Regions from separate parts of the Homo sapiens genome. Here region 2 is linked to region 1. The links are chromatin contacts, found by Hi-C or POLR2A ChIA-PET in ENCODE. All regions are on one chromosome and are shown on one strand. Each heading gives the region's core, a stretch centred on a gene start or an enhancer-like site at or near the end of the contact. The rest is flanking DNA. Distances are from core to core; before and after follow the strand shown. Region 1 has its middle 5.4 kb from the start of NUP160. Region 2 overlaps CSTPP1 (centriolar satellite-associated tubulin polyglutamylase complex regulator 1).

Region 1 (5,825 bases), core at 630-3,129:
CTCGGGAGGCTGAGGCAGGACAATGCTTGAACCCAAAAGACAGAGGCTGCAGTGAGTGGAGATGGTGCCACTTCACTCCAGCCTGGGCAACAGAGTGAGACTCTATCTTAAAAAAGAAAAAAAAAAGACTAATATTAAACATATTTTACTGAGATGAACTTAACTGCCCCTACTGAGGCTACCTGCACATCTGGTTCTTTGTTGATGCCTCCAATTCCACCACTAGAGTTTAATCCCTTTGAATGAGATGGTAAGTGGAGTATATAGATAACGTGCCAATTCCAGTCAGCTGATAGCTCTCTGAATCACTCTGTTGAAAATGATACCGAGGCAGTAGAAAAGGACTCCCACAACTGATTAGCAAGAGAGGGAGGAGGGGCAATGCCCTACCAGTTAAGGTAGTGTATGTTGCCATGACTTACCTCTGGGAAAGGCAATTTATGAAGTTTTTATAGTCATCAGCACCTCAGTGTGAATTACTATAATGTCAACTCATTTCCAGTTATACCAGAGCTAGTTTTAATAGGTAAGGCATTCATATTTTCAGAAGTAAAACTCAGAACATATGGTTCAAGCGAGGATTTTTTTTTTTTTTTTTGAGATGGAGTCTTGCTTTGTCGCCCAGGCTGGAGTGCAGTGGTGCCACCTTGGCTCATTATGGCACCACTGCAACCTCCACCACCCAGGTTCAAGCAATTCTCCTGCCTCAGCCTCCCTAGTAGCTGGGATTACAGGTGCATGCCATCATGCCTGGCTAATTTTTTTTATATTTTTAGTAGACGTGGGGTTTCACCATGTTGGCTAGGCTGGTCTTGAACTCCTGACCTCAAGTGATCTGTCGCCTCAGCCTCCCAAACTGCTGGGATTACAGGCGTGAGCCACCTCGCCCACCTTAGCAAGAGTTTGTTTTGATTTTGTGAATTAAATTACATGTAAGCTCCTACAAAGATACAGAAGTAACATTTAACTAATCATATAATGAATCATAATTGAAATTTACAGAAAATTGGCTGGGCACAGTGGCTTACGCCTGTAATCCCAGCACTTTGGGAGGCCAAGGTGGGGGATCACTTGAGGCCGGGAGTTCGAGACCAGCCTGGCCAACATGGCGAAACCCTATCTCTACTAAAAATACAAAAATGTTGTTAGAGGTACACGCCTGAAATCCCAGCTACTAGGAGGATGAGGCATGAGAATTGCTTGAACCTGGGAGGTGGAGGTTGCAATGAACCAAGATTGCACCTTATACTCCAGCCTGTGTGACAGAGTAAGACTCTGTCTCAAAAAATTTAAAAAAAAATTTTTAAAAGGCCAGGCATGGTCGCTCACACCTGTAATTCCAATACTTTGGGAGGCCGAGATGGGAGGATCACCTGAGGTCAGGAGTTTGAGACCAGCCTGGCCAACATGGTGAAACCCCGTCTCTACTAAAAATATAAAAATTAGCTGGGCGTGGTGGTGCACGCCTGTAGTCCCAGCTACTTGGGAGGCTGAAGCAGGAGAATCACTTGAACCTGGGAGGCGGAGGTTGCAGTGAGCAGAGATCAGGCCACTACACTCCAACCTGGGCGACAGAGTGACACCCTGTCTCAGAAAAAAAAAAAAAAAGTAAAAAAAGAGAAATTTATAGAAAATATTACCTGAAAGGTGAAAACAATCCAGGGTGTATAGTTCCCAAGGATAAGTCCAAAGCACAGGAGGGTCAAGTCTAGGTGGGAGCCCTGGGCTTTCAGGGCCCCTCAAAGGCCCTGGAGTCTAAAGTCATGGTGGTTTCCTAAGTGGGTAGAAAGAATACTGAAAACGGAATTGAGAAGTCACTGACATACTTCATTTATTCCACAATTCTGCTTTTTTTTTTAGAAACAGAGTCTCGTTCTGTCACCCAGGCTGGAGTGCAGCGGCACAGTCATAGCTCATTATAACCTTGAACTTCTGGGCTCAAGGGATCCTCCTGCCCCAGCCTCCCAAGTAGCTGAAACTACAGGTGTACACTACCATACTTGGATAATTTTTTTTTTTTTTGTAGAGATGGAGTCTCACTATGTTGCCCAGGGTGGTCTCAAACTCCTGGGCTCAACCAATCCTCCTGCTTCAGCCTCCCAAAATGCTGGGATTGTAGGTGTGAGCCACCATGCCCAGCTGATATTTTTAACCTATGGGCAAAATGAAAGTAAAGCCATGTTTTCCAAAATATATTCTCAAAGAACAATGGTCCAATGAGTTGCCCCTTGAAAAGAGTATTCTGTATGTCAAAGAGTCTGGAAAGCAGTATCATGCATAAGGCCTTCTTGGAACTTCACAAAGCTATTATATTAATGTCTTTGAAAAGTTCTTCAAGAAAGAAATATGTTTAACTTTATTTATCATCATTTCCCACACTTGTTTAAACCACCAAATTCTTCTTTCAAGGAGTAGCTATCAAGTTGGTTATGAAAATCTGCTTAAAGTTCAATTAACAGTATTGTTCAGCTGAGCGCAGTGGCTCACACCTGTAATCCCAGCACTTTGGGAGGCCAAAGTGGGTGGATCACGAGGTCAGGAGTTCAAGACCAGCCTGGCCAAGATGGTGAAACCCTGTTTCTACTAAAAATAAAACAATTAGCCGGGCGTGGTGTCGGGCACCTGTAATCCCAGGTACTCAGGAGGCTGAGGCAGGATAATCACTTGAACTCAGCAGGCAGAGATTGCAGTCAGCTGAGATCATGCCCCACTGCACTCTAGCCCGGGCAACAGAGCGAAACTCCGTCTCAAAAAAAAAAAAATAAAGAAAAAGTCCGGGCGTGGTGGCTCACGCCTTCGGGAATCCCAGCACTTTGGGAGGCCGAGGCGGGCGGATCACGAGGTCGGATGTTCAAGACCAGCCTCACCAACATGGTGAAACCCCATCTCTACTAAAAGTACAAAAATTAGCCAGGTGTGGTGGTGCGTGCCTGGAATCCCAGCTACTCAGGAGACTGAGGCAGGAGAATCGCTTGAACCTGGGAAGTAGAGGTTGCAGTGAGCAGAGATCGCGCCACTTCACTCCAGTGTGAGCAACAGAGCGAGACTCCATCTGAAAAAAAAAAAAAGTATTTAAATAAAACTTGCTGCACAATATTGGTAACATTCTGCATTTTGTTTCTAAACGAAGTCACTACCTAACCACTAGATGGCAATATGATTCAATTTATGTTATAACCATCCCCCAGAACATTAATAGTTCAAAGGGTATTTGAGTTTTCCAAAAATGCATATATGCACTTATTCATTCATTTAATTATTCCTCAAACATTTATTAGGTAACGTGAAGTTCCCGGAATTCTGATGGATGTTGGAGATAAGACAGTGATCTAAAGCTAAAAAGTGTTCACTGTCAAAAAATGTAATTCCTAGATTCCTATAAAACCGAAACATGCCTCATCAATTTAACATTTTTTTCTGAGAAAAAAATGAAAAAACATTACTACATTAAATATGTACATTGAGGCCGGGCGCGGTGGCTCATGCCTGTAATCCTAGCACTTTGGGAGGCTGAGACGGGTGGATCACTTGAGGTCAGGAGTTCGAGACCAGCCTGGCCAACATGGTAAAACCCCACCTCTACTTGAACCCAGGAGCTGGAGGTTGCAGTGAGCCAAGATTGAGCCACTGCACTCCAGCCTGGGCGACAGAGTGAGATTCTGTCTCAAAATTAATTAATTAATTAATTTAATTTAATAAAAATAAAAATAGCAATCATGTATTTAGCTCATTAATATGCAATTTGGACAGGGCTCAGTGGTCATGACTCATCTGTGCTCTACAAAATATCTGGGACCTGGGGACTTACCAGGCATCTCTCACTTCAAGTAGAATTAGAGTCTCTGTGTGTGGTCTCTCCCTGCAATCTGCCTAGGATGGCCCCGGCGTAGCCAAATTTCTTACATGGCAGCTTGCTTCCCCTATAGCCAGTCTTCAAAGAGAGATGTAGACTCTCTTAAGCTAGGCTGGCACAGCATCACTTTTGCTGTATTATATTCCTTATAGCAGTTACAGAACCCTCCAGATTTAAGGGGAGGGGACAAAGAAGGCTACACTTCTGGATGGGAACAATGTCAAAGAATTTGTGGCCATCTTTCTTTTGCCATATGGATATATGAGATTTGGGTGTTGGGATTAAAAGAGAAAAGTCCAGGGTAATTACTAGATTTCTAGACTGGGCCACAGTGGTGATGTCCACACAGATATAGACTACATGTGAGAGTATATAGTGAGACTATATAGAGAGGGGTAACATTTTGGATATGTTGAATTTGAGATGTCCATGGGAAATCCAAGGGGCATCAAGGAGGCAACTGAATATAAAAGGCTGAGAACTCGGCAAAAGAGGTCTGACCTCTAGATATGAAAGTGGAAATAATCAGTCTTCGGAATAGTTCTCTCTACTGTGGCACATCAGTGTCATGAGCAGTTATAACTTAGATAACCAGGAATTTGTAAATAATAACAGTTGAAGTGTGGCCAGGCGCGGTGACTCACACCTGTAATCCCAGCACTTTGTGAGGCCGAGGCAGGCAGATCATGAGGTCAGGAGATTGAGACCATCCTGGCTAACACTGTGAAACCTCATCTCTACTAAACATACAAAAAAAATAAGCCAGGCGTAGTGGCAAGCACCTGTAATCCCAGCTACTCAGGAGGCTGAGCAACTGGAACAGTGCTGGTAACTGCGATGGGGAAAGTAAGTGTGGGGAGAGAGGTTAGGACTTCAGTTTCAGACATGTTACATCTAAGATACAAAATAGGCCGTTGAATATATAAACCTGGACTTCGGGGGAGAAGCTTAGACTGGAGGTATACATTTGGGGATGATCGGCATATAACAATGCAGTATTTAAAGCCAGAAGACTGGGTGAGATTCTCAGGGGAGTGTTTGTAGATGGAAAGGACCAAGAACTGAACTCTGGACACTCCAACATCAAGAGGTTGGGGAAAAGAGGAGCATCTAGGAAAGGAGTCTGAAAAGGAACAGTTAGTGAAATAGGTAGAATCAAGAGAGTGGCGTCCTTGATGCCACATGAAGAATGTGTTTCCACGAGGAAGGAGCAAGCAATTGGTCAAATTCTACAAGTAGTCAAATAAGCTTAGAAATAACAGTTCAGGCCAGGTGCTGTGGCTCACGCCTGTAATCCCAGCACTTTGGGAGGCAGAGGTAGGAGGATCGCTTGAGGCCTGGAGTTTGAGACCAGCCTGGGCAACATAGGAAGACCTTGTCTCTACAAAAAATAAAAAATAAAAAATTTGGCAGGGCATGGTGGCACAAGCCTGTGGCCCCAGCTACTCGAGAGGCTGAGGCAGGAGGATCACCTCAGCCCAGGAGTTTGAGGCTGCAATGAGCTGGGATCACATCACTGCACCCCAGCCTGGATAACAGAGCAAGATTATGTGTCAGAAAAAAGAAATAGCAGTTTAGTATTAGACAGATAATGTGGATGCCATTGATAACCCGGAAAAAAGCAGTTTCAGCAAGGCAGTAGAAGCAAAAGCCTGAAAAACATGGATTTAATGAGGCCAGATGCAGTGGCTCACGCCTGTAATCCCAGCACTTTGGGAGGCCGAGGCAAGTGGATCACTTGAGGTAAGGAGTTCGAGACCAGCCTGACCAACATGGTGAAACCCTGTCTCTACTAAAAATACAAAAAACATTACCCAGGCAGGGCAGCGCATGCCTGTAATCACAGCTACTTGGGAGGCTGAGGCAGGAGAATCTCTTGAACCCAGGAGGCGGAGGTTGCAGTGAGCCGAGATTGTGCCATTGCACTCCAGCCTGGCCAACAATAGCGAAACTCCATCTCAATAAAATATAT
Region 2 (5,733 bases), core at 1,597-4,096, 700 kb after region 1:
GGCTGGGGACACCAGTTGGCAGGAAGGCCACCTCTAGGATCTAAGGACAGCCTTCTATTTACTGGAAGAGCCTGTTTTAAGCAAGTTTGTTTATGAACACAGTCAGCAATTTGTAAACCCGGCACTCCATTTGATGTCTCTGTGCGTGAGCTGGTGTATATTTATATTTATTTGTCTATATTTATTCCATCTGATTCCAGAGAGACTTAAGGGTGCAGCTGTGTGAATTGGGGAGCAGAGTGGGAGTGTGACAAAGGACTGGTGTATGCTTTTTTAAAGCTGTGGGGTGGAGGAGAATGTGCACCCAAACGCACGATCAGTTGCCAAGGGAGAGACCCTTGAAGGCAGTAAAATAGCAGCGAGGTTGGGAACGCTGGCTTTGGAGTCAGCCTTCAGGTCTGGTCTCCACCACTTATGAGCTGCATGACTGGCTACTACTTCTGTGAGCTTGTCTCTGAAAGGACTCTCTCTCAAGGCTGTTGTCAAGATTAAAGTCAGTGCTGTGCCTGGGACATAGTAAGTTTTCAGTAAGCAGTGAATGCTGTGGATGCTATGGATGTTGTTATTGTCATTATCACTTAAACTGATTTGTTGCGTTGCTGACTGAAAACACTGCGGTGTTCAGTGTCTTCAGGAGGCTGAGGAAGTCGGCTCTGCAGACTGAATCTTGTGACCACCACTGAACACTAGACATCCTGTTAGCGACCCGCAGTGAAGCACACCCCCAAAGGAAGTGGGGAAGAGAAACGTGTGTGCCAGGCACACAGATGGGCAGGGCAGCAGGGCAGGACAGGGAGACAGGGTCCTGTGCGGAGCCAGATGGAGCCCCGGAACACTCACCTGAGTAGTAAAACTGGATCTGGAAGGCAAAGAGGAAATCTGAAAAAGACATCAAGCAGTCCATGGCATCGTCCATGAGCACAATCCTGAAGGGGAAAGAGAGAATCTGAGAGAGAGAATGGGGGAGAGGTTTAAGGAGGGGAGGGAGAGAGGGAGAGGGAGGAAGGGAAAAGTGCGGGGGAGAGGGAGAGAGAGAGCTGTTCCTGGGCCGCCAGTCTCCCCTGGGGCAGCAGGACATTTAGGAGAGGGCTCCCAAAAGCAAGCTCCTCCCAGTCACCTCACTGCTCCATCAATTGGACTCTGCCACCAAACTGAACTGACCACACTGTACCCAGAGCGGGCTCCCGGTTCAGTCTCAGTGGCACCAGCTAGCGGATGGAGCATGGGCAGGGGGTGGCGAGGAGAGGGTGCAACTGTAATGCAGCCAAGGTTTCTTTTCATATACTTAAGCAGTAAATCCTTTCATTCTGCCGTGAGGACCATTTAGTTCAGAATAAATACAGCTGATCAGAAAAGGCAAAAAGAACAGCTAAGGGGTTTAAAGGGTCTTGGCAAGTGGTACTGAGATTTAATAAGCTACCAAAGGGCCAGAACAGCGACAGACACCGCCACCCTGGGGCACAGATGGCAGACAAGGGGAGAGGGCAAAGAGCTATTGGGGAATCTGCACTTGTGAGGGTCAAAACCCACACTCATCTTGTGCTGCCGCCCTGCTCCTCCTTGCATCCATGTTCACAGGTTGCCCACCCAACGGTTTTCCTGTCTCTAGTCCCTCCCACTGAGGACCCACCTCACAGGAAGAAAACCGTCTGACTCATAAAGGGATCCGACCAAGGCTATGTTCATCCTCTGCTCAGCACCTCATCTGAGCCAGGACAAGAAGAGAAGGAAACGAGCGTTTGCTGGGCTCCATCACATGCCAGGCAGGCGCCAAGCTATCAGATGGGGTGGGGCGGGCCCCCAATCTGTTTCTGATCAGGTCCTTCTGGCTTTATCTTTCTTTTTTTCTTTTTTCAGTTGTTTTTGGCCAGGCGCGGTGGCTCATGCCTGTAATCCCAGCACTTTGGGAGGCCGAGATGGGTGAATCATTTGAGGTCAGGAGTTCGAGACCAGCCTGGCCAACATGGTGAAACCCCACTTCTACTAAAAATAGAAAAATTAGCTGGGCATGGTGGGCACCTGTAGTCCCAGCTACTCAGGAGGCTGAAGCAGGAGAAGCGCTTGAACCTGGGAGGCGGAGGTTGCAGTGAGCGGAGATCACACCACTGCACTCCAGCCCGTGAGACAGAGAGAGACCCTGTCAAAAAAAAAACAAAAAAAGTTTTCTTTTGCTCTCTCATATTTTTCTAAATCTCTCTCCACTTCCCTGAGTCAGAGGTTTCCCAGACTGGCAACTGGATCAGCCCCAGAGAAAGCCAGGATTGCTCACTGCTGGGGAAAGGGCTTCACAGAGACTACGATATTGTGGTGCCACTCCCTTTGCTGCGATCTTCCTGAAGAGAGACAGTGGTTCCTGCCTAGTCTTTATTGTAATACAGATAACAATAGAAGCAGGTGCCATTTCCTGAGTGCCCTACTGCGTGGCAGGCTATTGAGGTATTTAACTGCATTCGTTAAATTTTATCCCACAACAATCCTACAGGTGGGTCTTATTATTTCCATTCTACACGTGAAGAGTCTGAGGCTCAGAGGTCAGCCTGCCAAAGTCACACACACAGCTGGGGAGCTTGCTGGACTCCACAGGCCACACATCTTCCATGAGAGCACACTGCCTCTTTGAAAATAAAGCTGCAGAGCAAAAACACTAACATTTTACCTCCTAGTTTCTGTGGCTGATTTATTTTCTTTCTTGTTACTGATATGTTAGGCATCTCCTGGGGAGAACGACAGCTGCCTCCACCACCAGAGTTCAACACTAGAATTCCAGCTGGAAGAAATTCAAGGCTGGAGGGCGGGAAGAAGCAGTGCCGCTGAGGGCCACAAGAGGGTGCCCTGGTCCCTCTGTCAGTAGTTCACAGGACTAAGTGCAGTGCCAAAGGCCAAGTGGTTACCCCATCTCATAACCCAAGGAAAACCCAGGCAGCAGAACAGCTCCCTCCCCACCCAGATGGCAGAATCTGTTTTGACATCTGGATTGAGGGAGCAGGGAGACAGCAGAGAGCGGGCAGCTAGAGAGGACTGGGGTTAGCAAAGACCTCCAAACTGCAGAGGAAGAGTGAGCTCCCCCGGGAGCGCTCAGGGAGCAAGGGCCACCAGCACCTCAAAGCTTTTCCTTGGCAGGCTCAGCAGGGCAGGCAAAGGCTCTGGACATGAGAAGCCACTGACTTTCCTTTACTGCCCTGTTCTCAGGACAGCTGGAGCCCCAATAGTCTAAAGTGAATTACGACAGAACAGCACTGGGCTGTGAATATCCCCAAGCAGGAAACCACCAGGGAGCCCAAGGCTTTCCCCGTGTTCCATGGCTTCTGTTGATCATCAGTTGGAACACAGCACTCCCATAGCAGCAACTTCCACTTGCTATTTATTTACATTGTGATATAATGACACACCATAAAAGTCACCCTTTAAAAGCGTACAATTCAGTTTTTTAGTATATTCACAAAGTAGCGCCACCATCACCACTGTCTAATTACAGAAGTTACCTCCATTTGCAATTCTCACCAATAGGCCCATTCCAGAGCCTGCCTCGGAGCAGAAGCTTGAGCTCGTACTTCCCAAAGGGCTACCCCTGCCTCGCAGCCTCGCGGAAGCCTTAATGCTGAGTGCCACTAGCATCTTCCTCTTTCAGCCACAGATGGGACTAGAAGCTATAAACAGGGCACACCCTTCCAGCCTCAGAAGTGGTCTGCAGCTTTCTGCTAGGGGCCATCTTGACCTCAAACATCAGCAGTCCCTTTGGAGATGGGCCGTTGCAGAAGAGGGGGCGCACACCGTGGGAGGGTAGGAGTGTCCGTCAGAGCAGGGCAGCCCTGCAGGTGCCCTTAATACGGGTAACAATAGAGGCATTTTTTTTTTTTTTGAGTCTTGCTCTGTTGCCCAGGCTGGAGTGCAGTGGTGCAGATCGGCTCACTGCAACCTCCGCCTCCTAGGTTCAGGTGATTCTCCTGCCTCAGCCTCCCTAGCAGCTGGGATTACAGGTGCCTGTCACCATGCCCGGCTAATTTTTGTATTTTTAGTAGAGACAGGGTTTCACCATGTTGGCCAGGCTGGTCTCGAACTCTTGACCTCAAGTGATCCGCCTATAGAGGCAGGTATCTTTCCTGAGTACCCTACCTCATGGCAGGCTATTAAGGCATTTGACTACATTAATTAAATTTTATTCTACAACAGTCCTACGGGTGGGTCTTATTGTTATTTCCATTCTACAGGTGAAGAGTCTGAGTCTCAGAGACTGGGGAGCTGAAACATATGCCGAGCAGGAGGGAGTAGGGGGCGAGTGAAGCGGGTGCAGACAGAGGCGAGGGCTTTCTTTCTGGGGGACATGTGGCTGGATCCCAGCAGCACATGTATAAAGGACTGAGGGTTTTTTTTCAACTGCAAGAAGTAAGACTGGCTACCTTTTAAAAAGCCAAATGGATCCGAGCTTGTGTTAACAGCAACACCGGCTATGACTCTCCTCAACCAGAAACGCTGGGCATACTAGACATCCTGGAAACTTCCCCCCGCCACCCTCTGCTCCAAGCCAATCAACCAGTCACCAAGTCCTATCAATGCTATTGCTGAAATTTCTCTTGAATCCATCTACTTCTTTCCACGTCCACAGCCACCATCCTACCCCCAGCCTTCACCTCTCTTTTCTTGATGATGGCATGACCTCCTACCCAGTTTCCCTGCAACTACTCCTCTTGCTTTTTTTTTTTTGAGATGGAGTCTCACTCTGTCACCAGGCTGAAGTGCAGTGGCTCACTGCAACCTCCGCCCCCTAGGTTCAAGCGATTCTCCTGCCTCAGCCTCCCGAGTAGTACTGGGACTACAGGCGTGCGCCAGCATGTCCAGCTAATTTTTGTATTTTAGTAGAGACGGGGTTTCACCATGTTGGCCAGGATGGTCTTGATCTCTTGACCTCATGAGCTGCCCACCTAGGCCTCCCAAAGTGTTGGGATTACAGGCGTGAGCCTTCTTCTAATTGAGTATCCATCCTGTGGGCAGAAAGATTTTCCTAAAATGTGAATGTGACCATTTTACCATTGTGTTGGAAACCCTTCACAGAGGCCGGGCACAGTGGCTCATGCCTGTAATCCCAGCTACTCAAGAGGCTGAGGCTGGAGAATCGCTTGAACCTGGGAGGTGGCCATGTCAGTGAGCCAAGCTTGTGCCACTGCACTCCAGCCTGGATGACAGAGCAAGACTCCATGTCAAAAAAAAAAAAAAAAAAAAACCTTCACAGTCTTCCCATTGCCCTTAGGACACGTTCCCCCATTTGGATCTGGCCTGTGAGCCCGCTCCATCTGCCCCCTGCCTCCCTCGACTCCCCCACTGCATTCTGGCCACACTAGTCCTTCCATCCTCCCTGAAGCTGTCCTTACTCATGCCCTCCAGACAAGTCTGTCCCTCTAGCCATAATGCTCCCTGTCCCTTCTACCCATGATGCTCCCTGCCCTCCATGCCTCCTCCTCACCTACCGGATATCTCCATATTCTTCAGGCTGAAGCCTCCACAGCATCTCTTGGGGAAGATGAAAGAGGAAAGCACCTTTTCTAACCCAGCCTAGAATAGGCCCCCCTGCTACTGGCTTCTGCAGTTCTCGGAAACCTCCTCACACTGTTGTCTTTGTCCTGGGAACATAAGATCTACCAAGTGACACCTCTGTCTCCCTGCTTGTGGCTTGACTCTGGTATGGTGTCTGGCACATAGTAGGCACTCAGTCAACGTCTGTTGAATGAAGAAATGCAT

Evidence for each region. A loop is a pair of places that touch in the nucleus more often than their neighbours do. ChIA-PET counts read pairs that join two places held with the same protein, here RNA polymerase II (POLR2A). Pooled maps may share reads with other maps.
Region 2: a loop to region 1 is called in a pooled map, with 7 times the contacts of the local background. The contact joins two enhancer-like sites. A Hi-C loop is called at or near these places in 7 of 50 pooled maps. POLR2A ChIA-PET finds 5 or more read pairs at or near these places in 3 of 52 experiments (GM12878, OCI-LY7 and T-cell).

What each region holds. Positions count from the first base shown.
Region 1 is chr11:47,850,870-47,856,694 of GRCh38, reverse strand. No RefSeq gene overlaps it. Among named protein-coding and RNA genes, the nearest start is that of NUP160, 5.4 kb to the right of the region's middle. Within about 2 kb of position 1,879, at least 2 of the 41 ENCODE cell types and tissues checked have a DNase peak (open chromatin) inside an H3K27ac peak, as active enhancers do.
Region 2 is chr11:47,150,369-47,156,101 of GRCh38, reverse strand. CSTPP1 (centriolar satellite-associated tubulin polyglutamylase complex regulator 1) reads right to left here. Exons shown (of 9, transcript NM_024113.5): 5 at 841-926. LOC124902672 (a long non-coding RNA gene) reads left to right here. Exons shown (of 2, transcript XR_007062668.1): 2 at 1,579-2,655. Among named protein-coding and RNA genes, the nearest start is that of ARFGAP2, 24 kb to the left of the region's middle. RefSeq lists an enhancer at 2,693-2,772. Within about 2 kb of position 2,846, at least 5 of the 41 ENCODE cell types and tissues checked have a DNase peak (open chromatin) inside an H3K27ac peak, as active enhancers do.